2 separate regions of the Homo sapiens genome follow, and region 1 is linked to region 2. The links are chromatin loops, found by intact Hi-C in ENCODE. Cell type or tissue: GM12878. All regions are shown on one strand. Each heading gives the region's core, and the rest is flanking DNA. Links, peaks and the distances in the headings are about the cores only. Region 1 overlaps LOC105370504 (a long non-coding RNA gene). Region 2 overlaps LINC02331 (long intergenic non-protein coding RNA 2331).

Region 1 (5,387 bases), core at 179-5,178, 130 kb after region 2:
AAACAATAGAGCTTTAGTGTTCTTTGTTCTTCTCATTCTTTTTTTTTTTTTTTTTGAGACGAAGTCTTGCTTTTGGCCCCCAGGCTGGAGTGCGATGGCGTGATCTCAGCTCACTGCAACCTCTGCCTCCCAGGTTCAAGCAATTCTCCTGCCTCGATCCCCCGAGTAGCTGAGATTACAGGAGCCTGCCACCATGCCCGGCTAATTTTTGTATTTTTAGTAGAGACGGGTTTCACTATGTTGGCCAGTCTGGTCTAGAACTCCTGACCTCAGGTGATCTACCCGCCTCGGCCTCCCAAAGTGCTGGGATTACAGGTGTGAGCCACGGCGCCTGGCCAGCGTTCTTCTCATTCTTCATAGAGATCTCCACGTCAATCAAACTGCTTATACCCATGCATGACTTCATTATATGTATTTTTAAATGTTCTTATACAAATATTTTTATCCCTTCATCAAGATTTTATTGGATTGCCAAAAACATAACTATATTTGGAATTATTCAAATATTGTGAAAAAATTAAAATGTGTTAAATCTTAATACATCTGAGTTCAAGATTGTTATATTTATTGCTAATAACATAACCCAAGTTATGAGACCAAGATAGGATACTGTGTCGTGTATATTGCTGAACGAGTTATGGGTCTGAATTTTCACCACACTTCACAATAAAAAATGTTAGACTTGAGGAAATAACAAAAAAGTAAAAGAAGTTTTCTTTTCTCTATGTTAACAGAAGTCTTATTTGGAATATTCTTTATAGTAGTAGTCAGCTTACCACAAAAAGTGCTGTTCAACTTGCATTTAAAAGGAATGGTGGAAAATGGACTGGGAAGAAAGAAATTTGAGTTCCAGTATAAGCTCTGTGGCTAACCAGCTGTGAGACCTTGGGCAAGTCACTATACATCTCTGTTTCACATTCCTCATTTGCACAATGAATAGGTTGGTAGAGATTGTCTTTACAAGTTCCCAACCCTGAACGTCTTTGAGTTTGGTGAAATAAGCATACCAGACTGGGAGCTCAGTTTACCTACACATCCAAAATGGAACATTACTGTCCAACTCCCCTCTTGGGATGTTAATATCGAGTGATAGAGACAGAAAGTTTGGAGGATAATTCTGGGTTTTACAAACAAATTTCTGAGTACTTCTTTAATTTGCGATTACCTTAAGTAAGCAATTCCCTTTACATTTTTATTCAAAAATAACAAGCTGTGTTTGAAATGCCAGTATACACCATTTACTACGCTCTCCAACCCAAACACAAAAACATTTTTACTTATGTTATGACTTCACCTGGTGGCTTTCATTTTCCCCAACATAAAGACAGGGTGAAGCAAAGTAATAGAAAAATAGAAAACATCTTTGTCGGAAAATGAGATTGCAGCTGTGTAACTGGAGCACACAACCATAAATCAGAATGTCAAATCCAAAACACATGACTTTTTGCAAGTTCCCCATGTGCGCTCTAATGTGATTACAGCCTGGTTGCTATTATGATTTAAAACAAAGTCTTTCATGCTAGAAACAAAATGCGGAATGTGAGCCGCCTGGGGGAGAGAGCTGCAAGCTAGCTAGTGACATACCCCTTGCTGTCATTGAGGTGGGCTACAGTATTTCAAGTACTGGTTTGTCAGGTGTGAGAGAGCAAGAGGATACAAGAGGAACCTTGGCAGAGGTCTTAACATGAGGGACAAATTAGCCAGCAGTGTTCAGCTCAGCTTGACAATCTGAAATTAGCTTCTTTCTTCCCCCTCCCCATATTTTTTTCCCCTAAGCAGAATCCTGCAGCCAAACAGAAAGATTACAGAAGTCATTCTTTCCTGCCTATCACATAAACAAATGGCCCAGCTGTTATTGCTAAGATTCCAGTTTTAAACTTGGACTTTCTTGTATAAACTTCAATGTAATGGTATTTAAAGTGTCATAGGCAATAAGCATCTAATCCTACTCAATAAATTGTAGGCTCGTTGCATGAACTCCTAGAGCTGTTAAAGACAGCTGTGCTTTTTTTGTAATTTAAGTCATTTCCAAATTGGGCAGTTCTCCAGGTGTATTTTCAGACAAACAATGTGTGCTAGAAAAAGTAATGTTCTGATTCTTTCAGCAATGGAATAAACACAAAGAAGTAAAAGCTGAGGTATAACACAATGAAAATATCATTCCTGATCACCCCAGGAGGGCAGGCATCAAGGTAGGGGTGCTAGGAAATTGCCCTTGTTTCCTTTGACTATTAAAGTATGAGCCAGGACATTCTCCCCTCAAGGACCTTTTGCCAGGCCCATCACTTTTGTAACTGGTCTTTGGGTCAATGCCATAGACGAGTACCAGGATAGAGGATAAAAAGTTAGTACGTATCAAAATAGAACCATCAACTTGAAGAACAAAAATACAAGCCTCAAATGGAAAAAGCTCCTCCCATAGCTGATATTTAAAGGGTCCGGACAAAACAGTTTGCACTTCTGTAATGCCATTGAAAAAAGTCATCATAGGCCCATAGGATAAGAGGGAATTGACAAGAGGTTATTTCATCCAGCTGACTGTCTCTAAGAAGACCCACAACGGAAGAATTTCAAGCAGATTAGTTGGTAATTAATTTATATCCAAATTATCATTAAGCATTAAATGAATCCTCTTCCAGTACAAAAAACCTCTGAGTAGACAGGGCACTTTCTATATCCACCCCAAGTTGAGAGTATTCGACAGTCAACTGATAGACCTGAGTAGGAAGCAGCCCAAGCTCTTCCTAACTATGGTTTGATGATGGTGAGTCATTTTCACAGAGGCCATTGCAAAGTTTGCCTCCTGTAGCTGATTCTGCAGCACAGGAGTGCTGCTATTGTTGTTTCATTTGGTGTCTTATCATCAACAGTTGGTTTGTGCCTACAATCTTACCCCGTCTTGTTCTACACTGTTATGAGATACTGTGCATTATCTTTTCGGCTAAACACATGTGATATCTACCTCATAATTGACAATGCAGAGTAAACAGAGAAAAGCACAGAGAAAACAAATCCCAGACCTAGAGCCCACAGTGTAGTTCCCCTGAGTCCTCTGTGGTGGGTTGAACTTAATCACAGAAAGAGTAGGCCTGAAATGAATCAACACCTCTTTCAGTTGCTGGAACGTAACACAAGCACACAGGTGGAGGGAGTTTCAGGCAATGACTCAGGATTACTTTTGGCCTAGGTGGACAACTGGACAGCTAAACACAGTCCCAAAACTCAGCAATCGCTTTCTGGATTCTTACCTCCCCACAACCCCAAAAATGACAGCTCCACTTGCATTTCTACTGAAGCTTTGAAGTTAAGCCTCCATAATTAGAACTCCCCTGGGATTGAGATAGTATTCCTACTGTTCCCCTTTGAGAAATGACAGCTTAGACCTGTCACCTTAGGGGAACACTTTACCTCAGGCAAAAGCAATGGTCCACTTGTTTCTAGTCCCAGAGAGCAAAACTCCTCAGGCTTCGTTCATTTTTGAGGGGAAACTCTACAGCTCTGCGTACATTAAAGACCTAACCAAAAAATGTCTAGAAACAACTAATCTCTCAGTGTCACTTCAAACAAGTATAGCATACCAGGCACATGATATTTATCAAACAACATAGACCCTCAGCTAGCCAATGCATTGAGTCCCATTTCTCTTGTTTAAGAAGTCTCTAAAAGCCTACAAAAATATTGTCAAAGTTATATATATAGTATTCAGAATTTTGTTCTGAAGGCAATTAACCCAATACTACAGGTAGCATTTTTCAATATATATAACCCCCACTAAAAACTGTTTGGTTTTCATGAAAGTGTCTTGAAAGGGAGGACATGCCCCATAGAATGGAATGGTGGGTTGTTGGTTTTTGCTTTTTTTTTTAAGCTAAAAGCTGGAGAATGAAATTATTGAAACCATCTTCTGTTCTACTTTAATTTTCACCAGCTTTTTGCTAGTTTACTTTAACAAGTAATGTTTGATTGAATTCAGGCCTGCTTTTGTTTACAAAATGAACGAGAGCCAGCAAGTCGTGGCCTGGCTAATTTGCACATCCACTGCCTTGGTCTCCTCCCCTTTAAACAAAAATCTGGAGTTTGTGATTTATTGTTGATTTGGTTAGCTCAAATGATTTTGATGGCTAAAATCTACCTTCCACCCCATCCTTGAAATTTTCTCCAAAAGCACCCACTCTATTTTTACCATACAAGGCAGACTTGACACTCCTACTCCCCCAACAAAAAAAAAAAAAAAGGAAAAAAAAGAAAAACACATCTTAACTCCCAAGATTTCAGATGCCAATGAATGAAGCTGAAAATAAAAATCCACAGACGGGAGAAGAGGAAAGCAAGATCCTCTACATCTATAGCTTTAGAAATGAAACTGGTCCATTCAGAAGAATAATATCCTGACAGCAAAGCAAAATGGTAATTGTTGATAACAAATCTCTTTGAGGCTTTGTGAGACATCCTTGTTTGACAATCAGGTAGACCAGATGTTTTCAGATTTGGCAGCCCCTCAGAATCACCTTGGAAGCCCTATTCTTAAGTATCCTCCTTTAAAAAGTCTGATTTTAAAAGTCTAGGGGCCAGGTGCAGTGGCTCACGCCTGTAATCCCAGCACTTTGGGAGGCCAAGGCAGGTGGATTATGAGATCAGGAGATTGAGGCCACCCTGGCTAACATGGTGAAACCCCCTCTCTACTAAAAATATAAAAAATTAGCCGGGCGTGGTGGCAGGCACCTGTAGTCCCAGCTACTCGGGAGGCTGAGGCAGGTGAGTGGCGTGAACCCGGGAGGCAGAGGTTACAGTGAGCCGAGATCGCGCCACTGCACTCCAGCCTGGGCAACAGAGTGAGACTCTGTCTCAGAAAAAAAAAGAAAGATAAAAAAAAGTCTAGGGTAGAATCTGTACGTTCACAAAGTACCCTCAAATGGTTCTGGAGGTCCACCAAGCTTTGAAACATTAAGTATAGTCTTTATTCATGTTTAATGTTACCCTGTCCAGCCAATTTAATCTCTTTCTCTGCTTGAATTCTCCAGTTGCAATCTGGAGGTCACATAGGATAAGTATGCTGTGAAACTGGTGTGTGGTTCCCTGTATAGTCAGGAGAGGGGAGGTGAGGGGCAATGCTCCTCGTCATTCAGGCACAAAATCCACACACATGTTTCTGTAGGGGCTACTTCAGCAAGATCACTACCTAATGCTAAAAATCATTTGACTCTCACATGCCTACCATCTATTCATAACGTTTCACCTCCATTCAGCCATCTATTCTCCTAACAGCAAGGCAAAATTCACTCCCAGCCCCCTCTATCCCCATGCAATCAGCTGCCTTTTGGTGATTTGCCCTCTTCCCTCAGGCTATTTAAACATAATCTCGTTTAAAGTAAAAATTAAATTTACCC
Region 2 (5,387 bases), core at 331-5,330:
CATTAAAAGGAAATTGTCTCTCCAAATCTTGAGTTTTACAATTTCCATTATCTTATAAATTTTGTAGCTTTAATATTTGCTTATCTGCCTGCCCCTGACATTCCTGAGCTATAATAATCAGGAAAGCTCAACAGACCTGTGCCAAGGTTCACCTAACCTAGTACCTAACCTCATGTTTGTTTTACATGCATAAGACAATTCTGGGAAGATTAAAGTGTAAATTCCTAGTGGAGAATTTGAGTGGCCATTTTAATTATTTAATTAATTAATTTTGGTCCAGCACTCTTGTCTGATATTTTCTTCAGGTGACAGACTACACTTTTGAGAAACAATGGTGTTTTTCTTGTGCACCTCTGACTTGAATATACCAATCTGAACCGCTGCCAGTGGAGAATCTAACCACCTTCAAAATGATATCACTTTCATTCAATAATAAACATACCCAAGATTTGATGCTTAGCCTCCCGTAGCTCTTCTTCTGAGTACTTGTTCTGAATGATGCTATCGTTTTGTCTAAATTCAAAATCAATCTCAGTTTTCGTGATAGTTTGATTTCTATTATAATATTTCAACATTTTTAGATTGTGATTTTATATGACCTAGCTTGAGAAGGATTAATGCCTAAATAAATCTCTTACACTTTCAGCTTTCCTGAAATCCCACGTAACCCACAATAGCTCTCAAAAGCTTCAAAAAATAGTGATGAAAAAGGTTAACTCTGATGCTGTTCTGGAGCTGAAAGCAGATTTTGACCTTGGATAAACATGCTGGATTTTCGCTATTGAATGTATTGGGCACAATTCAAGGTACACAGTCATTCCAGAATGTACTTGATAAAAATAAGAAATTTGCATGTCTTAGAGGGACATGGACACATTCTTTATACTCAGTTGCAGACTGGTTGTTTTAAAAAATTAAGTGTTAACAATTTGCTTACAGTTCTTGCTCATATATGGTAACTCGAAAATTGTCAGTGCTGAGTTTAGCTGGAAAACTCCTGGAAGTGTCAACCCATTCTCAAAATAAATGGTTTTCACAGCTATGATTTTATACAAAAATTTTGAGCGGTTTAGAGTATCAATCCTTTTCATTACCATTGTGCTTCATTTAAATTAAATTTTCAAGAGAGTTAATGTGCCGACATGCTATTGTCAAACTGAACAACAACAAAAAACAAACCCCAGTCCCTTGAATAGAATTTATTTCAAGATTGTTTTGAAATAGTTTTCCACTTTAAGGTATGTGAACTACAGAATTTGTATTTTTATTTAGTCAAAAACATGTGGTTGTTGAAATACTCCTTAATTTATTTTATTGGCTATATTGATTTTCTCACTTTAAAACATCTAATAACAATTACTCACTGTTTGTGCTGGAACATTATGAACACCAACAAGGACATTTCCCTTAAAAAGTAATGGTGTCCTAATGTATGTTACAGGTTGATGGGTGCAGCAAACCACCATGGCACGTGTATTCCTATGTAACAAACCTCCACATTCTGCACATGTATCCCAGAACTTAAAGTATTTTAAAAAAAAAAGTATGGCCGCTCACAGTGGCTCACTCTTGTAATCCCAGCACTTTGGAAGGCCGAGGCGGACGGATCACGAGGTCAGGAGATGGAGACATTCCTGGCTAACACAGTGAAACCCCGTCTCTACTAAAAATACAAAAAATTAGCCAGGCGTGGTGGCGGGCGCCTGTAGTCCCAGCTACTCGGAAGGCTGAGGCAGGGGAATAGCTTGAACCCGGGAGGCGGAGCTTGCAGTGAGTCGAGATGGCACCACTGCACTCCAGCCTGGGTGACAGAGCGAGACTCCGTCTCAGAAAAAAAAAAAAAAAAAAAAAAAAAAAAAAAGTAATGGTGTCTGAAAAAGGAGGAAAGCTTGTCATAAAGACTAGGTTCTGGTGCCAAAATAGAGAATAAAAAAGTAGAGTCCATTTGTTGAGTGGTAACCATAATGAAGTCAGTCTTAGACATACTGCTACTGAGACAGCTCTACAACACACAGGAGTAAAGGTCCAATGGGCCATAGGAAGTCAGAACTCAAGCTCAGAAATGAGTCTGGACTGGATGTATATATTTGAGGACTGGGCTAGAGATGATTACTATGTATAGCTTGCTCACACCACCAACACCTCCCACAGCTCCTGACCCTGTTGATGAGATTCTGAGGGAGGAGATGTCCCAGGGTGACAAACTTACAAACACACCTGTTACCTATTTTTCATGGCTTAGTTCCAATAGAGCTATTTTAACCAAATTCTCCCTGTCAATTAAATTTGAATTAAGAAACAAGAAATACAAAATGTGTTTACCCATTGGAAGAGAAAGTTCAAGGGAAGATGTCATGAGACAGAATCAAGGCTCGCAGGGCTGTGACAAACCAAAACCACACGTGAACCAAAGTCATAAGTGAGAAGAACTCAATTAACTAGAGAAAGCCCAACGAAGGCAGAACAGAAACAAGGGAATCTACTAAATGTGGCTGAACCTTGTCAACAAAAGAATGATCCTGTGAAAATGATTGTAAGAAATAAGAAAAACCCAAAAGTGGTTTTTCCTTTTGTCTTACACAGTCATACTCATCACACTTCTGACATCAACTGTGACAAAGAAAGAACCAGTGTTTTTCCTACTCTATATCTCAATATAGATCACCTCTTGTCATCAAAATGAGTGAAGATTTCTTCTCACCAACAACCAATTCTGTGGCAGACCCTCCAGCAGACATCAGCTAAGTGTCCTCTAATTCAATTCAACTCTGGCACTATTTACCTGGAGATAGCAGCTGATCCCACGGGTTAAGGGCTTAGTCCCCTGTGGCTGCCTCCTACTTCAGGTCCCACTTGCAGGCACAGGTTTCCACCTGTACTTCTGACCAACCAGCTATAAGTCAGGTTCCACAGACCCCCTTCTTGGGTTCAATTAATTTGCTAGAGTCTCACAGAACTCAGGAGAACACTTTGCCAATATTAACCCATTCATTAGAGAGAATATTACAAAGGATATAAACGAACAGCCAGATGAAAGAGGTGCTCATTGTGAGGTATGGGAGAAGAGGCAAGGAACTTCCATGCCCTCTCCAGGTGTGCCACCCTCCAGGAGCCTCGACATGTTCATCTCTCTGGAAGCTCAACTGAATCCTGTTCTTTTGGGTTTTTATGAAGGTCTCATTACTTAGCTATGAATGATTATATCATTGGTCATTGGTGTCAATTCGACCTTCAACCCCTTGGAGAGTGGAGCTGAAAGTCCCAACCCTCTAATAATGCCTTAGTCTTTCCAGTGACCAGCCCTCATCCTAAAGCTACCTAGGGGGTCCAAGCCACCAGTCATCTCATTAGTATACAAAAAACACTCATCACCTTAGAGATTCCAAGGATTTTAGGAGCTGTGTGCCAGGAAACAGGGACAAATGCAGATTTTACAGTTCACAAGGATGAACTCAACAATAGTGTCCACAGGTCACATTGGCTCCAGAACCATAGTTCAGTTTCATGATTGTGGATTTAGCTCTATGATGGGTCATGATTTCATCTTCATAGGGTACATACTCCTACTCATTTCAGATACATCTTTGGCTTAATCATTCACTCAACAAACATTCTTCAGCATTTACTATGTGTAAGGTGCTTTGAAGATCAAGAAAGAAAAGGGCATAGTCATTGCCTTCAATGATGCAATCTAATAGGGCAGATAAAACGTAAAAGTGATTATATGAGTTAGCCAAAGTGCTATAGAAATGAAAAGGAAAATACATGTATTTCCAACTAGTAGGAAGAGACATGTCTTCATGAATTCAAACACATTTGACCTGAGCATTGAAGGACATTGAAGGATTAGTAGAATTTGAACTTGCCAGGGAAGGGTGAGAAAGAATTAAGATGGAAGCAAAAGCATGAAGAAATCCTTGGAGACAGAGACCTGGGGCATGTGCTGGAATGACAGGTTGACTGTGGACCAGTTCTTTAACTGTGTAAGAATTCCGGATCCTTCTGTCAGCAAAACAAGGGCAAGAATGGTATCTTGGGTATCTTCTTGGAAATCACTTTTTGTTTTCCAAAATTAGGAGCCATATATTAGTTTTACATATTTCCCACAGGGAAGAAAAGGATACCTTTCCCTAAATTGTTCATCAGTGGTGAGTGTAAGTGTGTACATGTGTTCTTCTTATTAACAAACTATAAAATTAGACATCAAATTATTAATTAAATTTATAAATGGTCACCAGTACTCACACAAAGTAAACAGATTCAGTTATTTGACCCTGGCCACTTTTGCCGACTTGAGCTCATCACACAATTTGTATGCTGAATACATGAAAGCTTTCTGCAAAACCACAGGCAGAGCAGTCAAATCAGCTATGGCCAACAACCACTAGATACCTCCTACTCAAAGTTTTCTTGCATGTTCTCTGAGCAAATGTGTTATCTGAGAGTAAAGATTAATTTAGATGAAGACTTTAAAAATATACCTAGCTATATTCTCTGCTAAGGAATGCAACAAGAAATTTCATGCATGTCCCCAAATACAGGAGTTGAAAAATACAAAATAGAAATATCTACACTTATCCATACAAACATGCATAGCAATTTACTCAAAAATACAAGCAATGACTTAAGATCAAGGATTAACAAGTAGATATTTTTTACTGATGTTTCCCTACTAAGTCCCCATAATTTTTTGCCACAGGGAAGAGATAGCCCAGAGGTGTTTTATGGCAGTCAGGTTCACTCCTGATCTGTTATTACTGTTGTCAACCAGAATATCTTTTCTGGTGGGAGATGATGATAGTAAGCAATCTGGAAAACACATGAATTTGACTGTTACCCCCTTGTATTAGTTCGTTCTTACAGTATGATAAAGATACTACCTGAGACAGGGTAATTTACAAACAAAAGAGGTTTAATTGACCAACAGCTCACAGGTCCGCGTGTCTGGAGGGGCCTCAGTAAACGTACAATCATGGCGGAAGGTGAAAGAGAAGCCAGGCACATGTTACATGATGGCAGGAGAGAGAGAGAGAGAAAGGGGAAGCCCCAAACACTTATCAAACAACCAGATCTCGTGAGAATTCACTCACTATCACAAGAACAGCATGAGGGAAATTGTCCCATGATCCATTCACCTCCCACCAGGTTCCTCCCTCAACACGTAGAGATTACAATGTGTATTACAACTTGAGATGAGATTTGGAAGGGGGCACAGCCAAACTATATTACCCCCAAACTTAGTAGATGTTAGGGTTGATATACTTTGAAACACAAGGAAGCTTTTTTTAGTCAAGGCATTTCTGGGGATTCATTAGCTGAGATTCATGTGTTGAAACAGCCAAAGGGAGTACTCCCCAGGGGAGTGAATTATGCTTCAATCCATTCTT

What was found. Peaks named below come from ENCODE experiments on the same cell type or tissue, not always from the same donor. Only the 100,000 strongest peaks of a DNase experiment are listed, where the experiment ranks them.
Region 1: it touches region 2 in a loop (6-fold over the local background); 2 of 110 quality-filtered maps call a loop at or near these places.

The regions. Positions count from the first base shown.
Region 1 is chr14:53,568,299-53,573,685 of GRCh38, reverse strand. All of the region lies in intron 2 of LOC105370504 (a long non-coding RNA gene), which reads right to left. Among named protein-coding and RNA genes, the nearest start is that of LINC02331, 280 kb to the left of the region's middle. RefSeq lists an enhancer at 1-4,451. In GM12878, for the core only: no CTCF peak of the experiment used is centred there; a DNase peak (open chromatin) is centred at 3,055; H3K27ac peaks cover 1,929 bases.
Region 2 is chr14:53,698,414-53,703,800 of GRCh38, reverse strand. All of the region lies in intron 5 of LINC02331 (long intergenic non-protein coding RNA 2331), which reads left to right. The region is part of intron 3 of LOC105370504 (a long non-coding RNA gene); the gene reads right to left. Among named protein-coding and RNA genes, the nearest start is that of LINC02331, 150 kb to the left of the region's middle. In GM12878, for the core only: no CTCF peak of the experiment used is centred there; a DNase peak (open chromatin) is centred at 2,470; H3K27ac peaks cover 952 bases.